3 separate regions of the Homo sapiens genome follow, and regions 2 and 3 are each linked to region 1. A link is a contact called in ENCODE Hi-C or POLR2A ChIA-PET data. All regions are on one chromosome and are shown on one strand. The core of a region is the stretch at or near the end of the contact, and the rest is flanking DNA. Distances in the headings are between cores, read along the strand shown. Region 1 overlaps IQGAP1 (IQ motif containing GTPase activating protein 1). Region 2 overlaps LOC105370969 (a long non-coding RNA gene). Region 3 holds the start of LINC01585 (long intergenic non-protein coding RNA 1585).

Region 1 (3,796 bases), core at 346-2,845:
TTTATAACATGGACTTGACTTTCTCTCGTATTTGCTACAAACATTTTCCCTTGATGTTTCATTGTATTTGTTTTCTTCATTGTAGTTTTAAATTTTATTGAGTTTAAATGTCAGTCTTTCGATTTGTAATTTCTTCTATCAACTCGAAGTCTAGATAGTTTAATTTCTCTAAAACCTTGCCAAAATTTTCAGTTTAATAATCGATTGGCTTACTTTTTATATATTTGTAGAGATGGGGTCTTGTAATGTTGATTGTAAGGGGAACTTATCCCGAACTTCTGGCCTTAGGTGATCCTCCTGCCTCAGCCTCCCAAAGTGATGGAATTACAGGCCTCTAATATCCTTTAAAAACCAGCTGTTTATTACCTATTAGCAATTCATGTCTGTTTTGTCAAATATTATGTATATATATATTTCTAGTTCTGGACTTTTAAATTATGGTGAACCATATTTCATTTTTTTGAGAAAAATATATATGACTTTGTTATACTTCTTATCATTGAGAAACAACATCTGAAGCTAGCTTAATTTTAACTCTATGACAAGTAACTTGATTTTTTTTTCCTTTTTTCGTGACTTGAAATTTGTAGAATTGTTGTTCCTTGAGGTATAAACATTTCCCCAGTTAACATGTTAGGGTTGCTATTGGCTTAGCAATTTTGCCTGCAATGTGGAGACTCTTCTTGGTTTATAATGTCTCTTGTTTGTTTATTTTAGCTTTAGGAAATTGTCCATTATGCCTGTGGTGATTAGTTAGATCTGTGTAGTCTATTTTATGGCTCTTCTTCATTTTGTTTACGTTAAATAAGCGTTCTAGGTATGTGTCTCACATACATCTTTTGTTGCACTGACTTGATTTTCTACAGTCTTGATATTTTTTCCTTGGTTCTGTTAATGGTAGTTGCTTTGTCCTATTGTAGTTTATATTTTTAATTAATTCCTTTTCCGTCTCCATTCTTGTTAATAGCTTAAATGATCTCTTTTTAGTTCATGAAGAAGAGTGTGGCACAAAAGATCCTTTCAAGGTGAAAAAAAGGAGCAGGTAGCCAAGATAGTTGGGTTACATAGTTTACCACTTCCCTTTATAATCCGTAGGTGTTGAAATAGATGTGGCCATGAAAAACCAGTGTTAATCGGGCAGCTGAGTGTATGGATTGTCCACCAGTCAAGGTTGGGGAAAAAATCTGGCTGGGCTAAGTGTGGCCCGTTAGTTTGACCTCATTTGGCATGTATTTCTTCTGGTCTTACAGGTCAGAGCAACTGTTTTTATATATTTTAATGTCCCTAATGACAAAATAGTAAAAATACATTTGAGGACCCAAGTTGGCATGTTCTAGGAATTTCATTTTCCGGCTTAGTGTGGTGACCTGCCTCTGATTGCTGTACAATTCCTTCTGCTTCACAGTGTCACATCTGGGGATACCAGTTGGTAGTGGAACCTGTTTTGGACATTTTTAAGCCTTGTGGTATCTGATGGACTCTTGGTTGTTTCTAGCTGGTGCTAAATAAACCCCTTGACAAGAAGTATTTGTGTAAGAAAGCGCTGGTAGGCAAAGTGAGAACATCCGGAAGTGATTCATATTACTGTGGTTGTTTGCTTAACTCAGGACTTGGTTGCCTAGAGACCATATCGTTGAGTTAGCCGAGTGAAGTGCCAGTGGAACCTGGAGGGCCTGTGGCCTACCGGATCAAATCAGGGCTCTGCTCCTTAATTTTTCTCCTGAAGTCTCCTAGCAATCTGATTGATCTCTGTGGTTTGACAGTGCGTGAATTAAAAAAATCTTAAACATATTAATGTTTAAGAAAGATCTGGTTAATGGTTTATTTTGAAGAGTAAGAGTTTACTTGCTGAAGTTTGAATGTTGGGTTAAAATTTTTTAAAAAAATAGTTGTATGTTGGGAAGAATTAGTTATTTCAATAAGGCATTTTATTCTAGAAACCTCAGTACTTTAAGGCAGCTAAAGGAAAGCCAAAATAATCCCCCAAAACAAAAAACCAAAAACCTGCAATTTGCAAGGCAGTCATAATCTAAAATATTTTCTGTCTGTCCCAAAGTCAGTGTATTCCCCTTGCCTCTCCCCCTCTTCCTCATTGTCATGATTAGTACCGTTTATTGCATACTTTCTACATGCAAGGCACTGTGCTAAGCACTTTATATGCTTTATCTAATTAGCTATTCTTGAAGCCCTGTGAGGTGCTTATTATCTACATTTAACAGATAAGAAAGCAAAGCTCAGAGAGGTTAACTCATTCATCTAATAAGTGGTTGATCCAGATTTCAGGTTTGGCAAGAACTCTGAAGTCCTTTCTCTTAACTGCCATGTTAGTCTGCTGCTGCTATACTTCTGGTTCTAAAAATAATGACAACAGTAGTAACTACTGTTAATTAAGCAGAATGATGATGAAATTTACATATTACATTATTGTGAGATAGGCATTATTTTTATTTTAAAGAGGGAAAAAAATAGAGTTGATAACACTTTTCCCAAGGTCATATATTGGAATTCAAGCCCAGGTTTGTGACACCAAAGCTGGTGCTCTTAACTTCTGCAGATGCTGAAGTGGCAACATTTAAGTCTAACCTCTTTAACTGGTGCCCAGAGACATTAAGTAACTTGTGTAGTTTTCAAGTCAGTGAGGGAACTCCATCAATTTCCTGCCACTTATTTTGGAGTCTCTTCCACCTGCCACCTGAGGGAAAGTCTCCAGTTGTCTTATGTATTTTTGTGTCTAACTAGCTTGTTGGACCCTTCCTAATTGCTTCCCTTCTTCATAACCTGGTATCTGCTTTGAATTCAGCTTAGAAAGGTGTTCCTTCCTACCACTTTCTTGTTTGTTAAAGAGTTACCTCATACAGACAGGAGTGGCAAATTGGATTGGAAATTGCTTTGGATCATTTGGCAAGAACTGTATTTTTGGGGTTGTGGGAGGAGGAGAGGCCTGTCTAAAAGCTCTATTTCTTCTTTACTCAGAATACCTTCCTGTTGACTCATTGGAAATCATAACAAAAAGCAGAAGGAATATTGGAGAGGCAGCTGCCAGCCTAGGGCTTGGCTTCTGTTGGGGCAGCTGTTTGGGGATTTAGACACACTGGGCTCTAAGAACTGTGAGGTTTCTGCAGCAGAAGGAAATAGTATTACTCTGATAGGTATTTATTCATAAGGTTAAAAAGTGTCAGACTATTGCTTGGGATTATTGATGAGCAACATAAGAAACTAAAAATATTTTCTCAAATAGAATTAACTGGTGATCCTAAAAACAGAATGAATTGAGGAATACAAGAGGGAGTGGGGGCAAAATTAGAAAAGGAAAAGTTGAAAAGAAGAGAAAAAAAACTTACAATCATTAAAAATAGGAAAAAGATAACATTTAAATAGAAAAAGTCTCACAGATATGCATGCAGTAGGCATTAATCAGCAGGTCATTTTACTGTAAGTAACATACATCTCAGATGACCTTTAAAACAGCTAAAAGTAAACAAAATTTGTCTTTTATTTAAATGACTATTATAACAAAATGTTTTTTTGGGCTGGGCCCTGTGATTCACACCAGTAATCCCAACACTTACGGAGGCCGAGGAGGGAGGATAGCATCAGGCCAGGAGTTCATGACCAGCCTGGGCAACATATTAAGACCCTGTCTCTACAAAATATAAGAAATAAAAAAAAGCCAAACGTGGTGGCACACACCTGTAGTTCCAGCTACTCGGGAGGCTGAGGTGGAAGGATCACTTGAGCCCAAGAGTTCGAGGCTGCAGTGAGCTACGATCACACTGCTGCACAAAAATGTGTTTCT
Region 2 (3,796 bases), core at 579-3,078, 450 kb after region 1:
CCAATCTTGAAGGTGGCAGAGGACCTTTGAGGCACCTTGCTGGCCCACTGAGGAGCTGTGGCCGAGGCACACGCCCATCAGGGCTGACTCCTTGCTGGGAACTGGGTCAGGTGGATGGACGTGGTGACGAGCAACAGTGAGGTTTCCCCCACATCCTTTCACCTGCCCTGCTGCGTCTGCTGCTGAGTCAGGATCCATCTGGGGAGCCACCGTGGGACACTCTCCCCTATGGGAGAGTGGTAAGGTTCTGGAGTAACACATGGGACTGGAAATGTTTCTGTGGCCATTTTTATTTTTATTTATTTTTTTAAGACAGAGTCTTGCTCTGTTGCTCAGGCTGGAGTGCAGTACTGTGATCTCAGCTCACTGCAACCTCTGCCTGTGGGAGTTCAAGCAATTCTTCTGTCTCAGCCTCCCAAGTAGCTGGGATTACAAGCACCCACCACCACGCCTGGCTAATTTGTGTATTTTTAGTAGAGATGGGGTTTCACCATGTTGGCTAGTCTGGTGTCAAACTCCCGACCTCAGGTGATCTGCCCATCTGAGACTCCCAAAGTGCTGGGATTACAGAGCTGAGTGACAGAGTGAGACTCTGTCAAAAAAAAAAAAAAAAAAAAAGAAAGGAAGGAAGAGAAATAGAAAGAAAGAAAGAAAAAGAAAGAAAGAAAGAAAAGAAAGAAAGAAAAGCTGGAATGAGTCAGGGCAGAATCATAGAATGTCTGGGTGTGAATCCTGGCTTCCCTCCTTTCCAGTGAAGCAACCTTGGGCGAGTGGCTTGACCACTCTGTGCCTGTTTCCTCACCTGTAGCAGTTAGGAATGCATTTGGCTGCAGGTAACTGCAGAGCTCCAACCTCCCGCAAAACAGCAGCTTTGTTCATTTCATCTTGAAAAGCTCAGCCATGTGCGGTTGCTGGTTTTGGTTCAGGAGGTCAGAGAGAGGATTCATCATCTTTGTCTTTTTTCTTAGAAAAACCTGTTTACCTGAAGACTTCCCCTCAATGTCACTGCCAAAGGGAAGCCTTGCAACCAGGCTGCCGGTTGCACGGATCCAACATTTGCTCTGTGGGTCTCAGCCTGGGTCAAACTCACACCTCTAAGGGATGTTTGGAAATGTGTGGAGTCATTTTGGGTTGTCACAATGATTTAGCTGCAATGCATAGAACAGTCTTATATGAAGAATTGTCCTGCCCTAGAAGAAAAAAAAATGTCCCACCCAAATGCCAAAATGTCTGTGCCCCACTGAAAAGCTCCAGCCTCCGTAAGTGGAGGCAGTGAGTAGGGAAGGGCTGAGACAGATGCAGGTCAGGCACCAGCCCTCACTCCTGCCACATCCAGCTTGTAGGGCTGTGCCAGGGAGCATGGGGATGTGCCCAGGCCAGCGCCTGGCATGAGCACATGTTGGGGTCCCCAAGGCGTGCCTAAGGGGCGCTTTGGCCAGAGCACTGTGGCAAGGTCTGAGACTGGCAAAGAATGACCCCGGGGACTGAGCAGTGGATGCAGGTGGAAACAGAGTGCCTCTGATTTTCCTCTGACCTTCTTGCCTCTCTTCAAAGCCTGCCTGGCCCTCGGAGGCTGCCCAGTGCATCATAGTACATCCCACGGTGGCTCCCCAGATGGATTCTGACTCAGCAGCAGACGCAGCAGGGCAGGCAAAAGGATGTGGGGGAAACCTCACTGTGGCTCATCACCACGTCCATCTGCCTCACCAAGTTCCCAGCAAGGAGTCGGCCCTGATGGGTGTATTCCTCAGCCACAGCTCCTCAGTGGGCCAGCAAGGTGACTCGAAGGGCCTCTGCCACCTCTAAGATTGGGGAACAGGAAAGATGGACCTGGCCCCACCCCAGCCTGCGGGTCACCACCCATGGCGGGACAAGTGAGAAAAGTTGGCCTTGCTCACCGCTGGAGCCCAAACCACAGGTTTCATTTCCCCTTGATAAAGACAATGTTTGCTATTGTTGCATCTGATGGTAAAAGCAAGTCATATTCACTATCAAAAAGTTTGAAAGGCGGCCGGGCACGGTGGCTCACACTTGTATTCCCAGCATTTTGGGAGGCCGAGGCAGGCGGATCACAAGGTCAAGAGATCGAGACCATCCTGTCCAACATGGTGAAACCCCATCTCTACTAAAAATACAAAAATTAGATGGGCATGGTGGCGTGCACCTGTAGTTCCAACTACTTGGGAGGCTGAGGCAAGAGAATCGCTTGAACCCGGGAGGCAGAGGTTGCTGTGAGCCCCAAGATTGCACCACTACACTCTAGCCTGGCAACAGAGCGAGACTCCGTCTCAAAAAACAAAAAAAAAAAGGAAAATAAGAATCCAGCCTCAAGCCTGTCACCCAGGAACAATCACTCTAGTTGGCTGGTGTATTTCCCTCCAGTCTTTTTTTCAGTGTATGTATATAAACTTTATTTATATATATTATTTTATAGCCAGCTGCTTTTTTTCTTTTAATTCTAAATGATGGGCTGTTTTTTGTTTTAAAACACTGTAGACCAGCCAAGTGTGGTGGCTCAAACCGGTAATCCCAGCACTTTTGGAGGCTGAGGTGGGCAGATCACTTGAGCCCAGGAATTCAAGACCAGCCTGGGCAACATGGCAAAACCATGTCTCTACCAAAAATAAAAAAATTAGCCAGGCATGGTTCCATGCACCTGTAGTCCCTGCAACTTGGGAGGCTGAGATGGGAGGATCACCTGAGCCCAGAGAGGTCGAGGCTACAGTGAGCCATGATCATGCCATCACACTCCAGCCTGGGTGACAAGAGTGAGACCCTGTCTCAAAAACAAACAAACAAACAAACAAAAAAAAACACAGGCTGGGCACAGTGGCTCATGCCTGTAATCCCAGCACTTCGGCAGGCCAAGGTAGGTGGATCACCTGAGGTCAGGAGCTCAAGACCAGCCTGGCCAACATGGCGAAACCCTGTCTCTACTAAAAATACAAAAATTAGCCGGGTGTGGTGGCACACGCCTGTAATCCCAGCTACTTGGGAGGCTGAGGCATGAGAATCGCTTGAACCCGGGAGGTGGAGCTTGCAGCGAGCTGAGATTGTGCCACTGCACTCCAGCCTGGGCGACAGAGCAAGACTGCATCTCAAAAGAACAAACAAAAACAAAAACCACTGTAGACCAAGCAAACTCAACTCTTCCTCCTCCCATGCAGTGCTCCCTCTGCCTGTTTCCCCACATCACCTGTGTGATGGGGAGTGGGGGGGCACACAGCGAGGCTGAGGACTCATGGAATGACCCTTGGGAAGCCAGAATGGGCACGGGTACACATTTCCAAGCAGGAGACTCACTGATCTACCCACCCCGGGTCCCCAACCACACTGGGAATCCCCTCCATGAACGGGAGGAGCCTCTATCACACACACACACACACACACACACACACACACACACACACACGGAGACCACAGAGAGAACATGGGCACCGTGGGCAACTGTTTGAAAATTTCTGAGCTGCTTCTCAGATAAAGAGAGCACTCTCATCTTCCTTGTCCTTCTCCAGAATCAGCAGAAATCAAGTTTCTCACCTTCCAAGCTCAGCCAAGAAATTTCAATTCCAGTGACGACAGAGCTGGTGTGGGGTGGATGGTTCCCATGGGAAGGTGTGGGTCACAGGCTGGGCTCTTAGTACTGGGAAAGTCCCTAGGCCAAGTCAGAATCCCAGGTGTCCTCCCTGAGCACCTGCTGTGTGCAGGATGCCATGCCAAACATTTTATGAATTAGTTCATCCCATTCTTGTGACACCTCAGCAGGGGAGGTATCAGTACCCCCATTTAATGGATG
Region 3 (3,796 bases), core at 421-2,920, 260 kb after region 1:
AGGCACTGTTCTAGGTCCTGAGGATATGGTGATGAACAAGATCCCTGCTCTCATAGGTTACCCAGTGGGTGCCCTAAGCAGGCAATAAATAAATATGTGAGCAAGATGACAAGAGAATAGCAGAAGGCACTAAAGTTTTGGAGTAAAGCCATGAACTCTTTTTTTTTTTTTTTTTTTTTGAGACAGAGTCTTGCTCTGTCACCCAGGCTGGAGTGCAGTGGTGCGATCTCGGCTCACCACAACGTCTGCCTCCCGGATTCAAGCGATTCTCCTGCCTCAGCCTCCCGAGTGGCTGGGATTATAGGCACGTGCCACCACACCCAGCTAATTTTTCTATTTTTAGTAGAGATGGGGTTTCACCGTGTTGGTCAGGCTGGTCTCGAACTCCTGACCTCGTGATCCACCAGCCTCAGCCTGCCAAAGTGTTGGAATTACAGGCGTGAGCCACCGCGCCCGGCCCGAAAGCCATGAACTCTTTTCCCAATTATTTTCTTATTGAGAAGCATCTCTCAGCTTGCTGTTGGGTTCTGCTGTTAGTAAGCGTAAGGATGGAGGAAGGCTGGCTGATGACATTAAGCAGCTAAAGGCGTGGACTGTCGAGGCCAAATAGCATCAGCTCTCTTTGGCTTCCCCAGCCCATGGAACAGTCTTCCTATTTTGCGAATTTCCTACCTTATGAACTCACACCTGCTTATGATGGAAGCCAGAACCTTTCCCCATCTCTCTTGAAGATTGGGCACAGCATACAACTTAAGACACCACCCGTTGGCTGCTCCTGCATGAGGCTAAGTGACACTGAGAAGCAGATGACTGGAGTCCTTTCTGTCAGGATGACAGCAGATCCCAGAGGCAGCAGCAGAAAGAACCAGTGCAGGTAAATGGCCTTTGAGCCTGGTTCTCTGATTTCGCTAAGATTTTATGAGGCACCTCCTATCCTTTAATAGGTTCCTCTGTAGCTTAAAAGCAGCTAAAGAGCAGTCTGTTGCTTGTAATTAAGGACTCCTACCAGTACACGAAGGGAGAAAAGCAATAATCAAATAAATTACTTTCAGATAGAGATCAGTGCTAGGAGGAGGTCAGCACAAGGTGATGTAAGACAGAGTGACAGGTGGGGTGAGGGCTACACTTGATAAGGGGTCAGTGAAGCCTCTCTGAGGAGGTGACGTTAGGCTGAGACCCAAACAATGAGAAGGAACTAGCCATAGAAAGATCTGGGCGAGGAGACTTCTAGACACGGGGAGCAGAAAATGTAAAGGATGAGCTTCAGATGTTGATGGATGTAGGGAGGGTTGATGTGTTTGGAGTTTAGTGCAGGTGAATAAAGAGGAACATAATGAGATTGGAAAGTAGGTAGGAGTCAGTTCATGCCAGGCCTTGCAGATCATGGTAAGACATTTGGATTTTATTCTGAGGTTAGTGGGAAGCCATTAGAGAGTTTTAAACAGGACATAATATAGTACCTGGGGTAGCCAGCCTCCAAAACATCCTCCAGTGATCCTTGCATCCTTGTATTTACACTCTTGTGTAGCCCCTCTCACATTGACTAGGGCTGACCCAATAGGATGCTGCAATGTGACGGTATATAACTTTCAAGGATAGGTCATAAAAGACATTGTGACTCTGCCTTGGTCTCTCAAATGTCTCCCTCTGGGGAAGCCAGCCACCATGTTGTGAAGATACTCAAGCAGCCCTATGGAGAGGCCCACACACTGGGGAGGCACTGCGGCTTTCTGCCGACAGCCTTGTGAATGAGACACCTTGAAAGAGGATCCTCCAGCCCCAGCCAAGCTTTCAAATGGTTCCAACTCTGACATGCTGACAACTTCATGAGAGGCCCTGAGCCAGAACCACCCAAACTCCTGACCCATTAGTGTGTTATGTAACAAATGTTTGTTGTTTCATGCCACTAAGTTTTGGGGCAATTTGCTACCTCTAGCCATTGTTCCCAGCTGGTGTGTAGTCTGACTGGCAGGTGCCCATGCTTTATTAGTGGTTTGATATTTTGACTATCGGCCCTGAGTAGGAGGAATGACACAGAGAGGAGATAGAGTTGTGAGTGAGAGGAGGCCAAATCGTGGTGTCAGAGCGAGAAGCAGCACCCTGGGGAGGGCTGAGTCACTTGTGCTGTCTGGAGGAAGGCGGAGCAAAGATCTGCAGCCCAGCTGACTGTGGTCTCAGCTTTTCTAGCCTCCAGGCTTTCTCCCGGGTTCCTAAGTCTGTATGTGCTCACTGGAAATGCCCCATGACTTGGGGTGACATGGGTGAGTTTTCTTCCTCCTTCCTCCCAGAGCCACGCCAGACCTGATGCTGGAGGGCTGGGCTCTTGTCCTAGTTCCCCGTCCTGGGCTGGGCCCAGGGCACCGGCCAGTGGGAGAAACTGCCTTCTCCGCCTCCTACATGCACTGGTGGTCACACCTCGCCCCACATCAGCCTCTCCAGCCAGGTAGGGTGGGAACCACAGGAAACGAGCCCCCTTCTTCTCTTCCCACCAGGAGTGGCCGGGGGGTGTGGATTCAGGATCCTGAGCTCTGCTCTGCCTCCGTTGTTCTGGCCGTGCCTGAGAGTTGGTTTGGGTTGATTTCAAGGGCACTTTAATGAGATTTAGCAATAGGAGGTGGTAGAATTTCCACTCCCTCTAATAACTTCCCAAAAGCCAGACACATAGCATTTTTTTTCCTTTTTGTCATTACCCTTTTTGGCTTTAATTACAAAACATATGAAATAGAAAACATTCACAAACAATACAAAACTATAAAAAGTGAGTACCCCTTTCTCTTCCCACTCTCTGATTATTTAGATACCCTCCAGTTAAAACTCTCTCACAAACAGGTCTGAAAGGAGCATGCAAGCAGCCCCCCCACATTGCAGTTTTGCTTTCTGTGGTTTCAGTTACCTGCGGTCAACCACCATCTAAAAATAGGTGAGTGCAGTACAATAAGGCATTTTGAGAGAGACAGAGAGAGAGAGAGAGAGAGAGAAACCACATTCACATCAGTTTTATCACAGTATATTGTTAGAATTGTTCTATATTATTATCAGTTATTATTATTATTTTTGAGATGGAGTCTCACTCTGTCGCCCAGGCTGGAGTGCAGTGGTGCAATCTTGGCTCACTGCAACCTCCGCCTCTTGGGTTCAAGCAATTCTTCTGCCTCAGCCTCCCAAGTACTGGGATCACAGGCACCCACCACTGTGCCTGGCTAATTTTTGCATTTTTAGTAGAGACAGGATTTCACCATGTTGGCCAGGCTGGTCTCAAACTCCTGACCTCAGATGATCTGCCTGTCTCAGCCTCCCAAAGTGCTGGAATTACAGGCGTGAGCCACTGCGCCCAGCCTTAGTTATTATTGTTAATCTCCTGCTACACTAACTCCATGGCCTGAACAGTCCACCCCTTTGGCTGCTTAACATCGTCATCTGCCTTCTTCCATCCTTGCACTCACAAACAACAGAACCCAACAGCAAGTGGAGAGATGTTTTTCAAAAAGGAAATAGTTGTGAAAAGAGTTCATGGCTTTGCTCCAAAACTTCAGGGCTTTCTGGCATTCTCTTTTCATCTTGCTCATATATTTATTCATTGCCTGCCTAGGGCATCTGCTGGGTAAGCTATGAGAGTGGGGATCTTGTTCATCACCATATCCTCAGGACCTAGAACAGTGCCTGGCACATCATAGGTGCTCAACAAATGTTAAATTAATGAATTGTGCCATGAAGTTCCTTCCTATATTGAATAGAGCTGACCTGTGTAGCCAATAGGGTATTGCAAAAATGACAGTGCATTTCATGAAGCCTCAGT

Evidence for each region. Hi-C counts contacts between places; a loop is a spot of excess contacts on that map. ChIA-PET counts read pairs that join two places held with the same protein, here RNA polymerase II (POLR2A). Pooled maps may share reads with other maps.
Region 2: a loop to region 1 is called in a map of naive thymus-derived CD4-positive, alpha-beta T cell, with 2.0 times the contacts of the local background. The contact joins two enhancer-like sites. A Hi-C loop is called at or near these places in 1 of 168 maps with a recorded cell type or tissue (naive thymus-derived CD4-positive, alpha-beta T cell) and 7 of 50 pooled maps. POLR2A ChIA-PET finds 5 or more read pairs at or near these places in 3 of 52 experiments (A673, Caco-2 and GM10248).
Region 3: a pooled map shows a loop between it and region 1 (2.1-fold over the local background). The contact joins the promoter of LINC01585 here to the enhancer-like site in region 1. A Hi-C loop is called at or near these places in 6 of 50 pooled maps. POLR2A ChIA-PET finds 5 or more read pairs at or near these places in 2 of 52 experiments (CD4-positive, alpha-beta T cell and GM12878).

What each region holds. Positions count from the first base shown.
Region 1 is chr15:90,399,461-90,403,256 of GRCh38, forward strand. The region is part of intron 2 of IQGAP1 (IQ motif containing GTPase activating protein 1); the gene reads left to right. Among named protein-coding and RNA genes, the nearest start is that of IQGAP1, 13 kb to the left of the region's middle. Within about 2 kb of position 1,596, at least 35 of the 41 ENCODE cell types and tissues checked have a DNase peak (open chromatin) inside an H3K27ac peak, as active enhancers do; they include CD4-positive, alpha-beta T cell and GM12878, where a contact is called at or near this core.
Region 2 is chr15:90,851,188-90,854,983 of GRCh38, forward strand. LOC105370969 (a long non-coding RNA gene) reads left to right here. Exons shown (of 3, transcript XR_932610.3): 3 at 1,555-2,442. Among named protein-coding and RNA genes, the nearest start is that of FURIN, 16 kb to the right of the region's middle. RefSeq lists enhancers at 1,560-1,649, 1,660-1,709. Within about 2 kb of position 1,829, at least 6 of the 41 ENCODE cell types and tissues checked have a DNase peak (open chromatin) inside an H3K27ac peak, as active enhancers do.
Region 3 is chr15:90,658,564-90,662,359 of GRCh38, forward strand. It overlaps LINC01585 (long intergenic non-protein coding RNA 1585), which reads left to right and starts at 1,671. Exons shown (of 3, transcript NR_120371.1): 1 at 1,671-2,261; 2 at 2,830-2,920. All of the region lies in intron 2 of CRTC3-AS1 (CRTC3 antisense RNA 1), which reads right to left. RefSeq lists enhancers at 1,827-2,355, 2,578-2,627, 2,768-2,817, 3,478-3,537.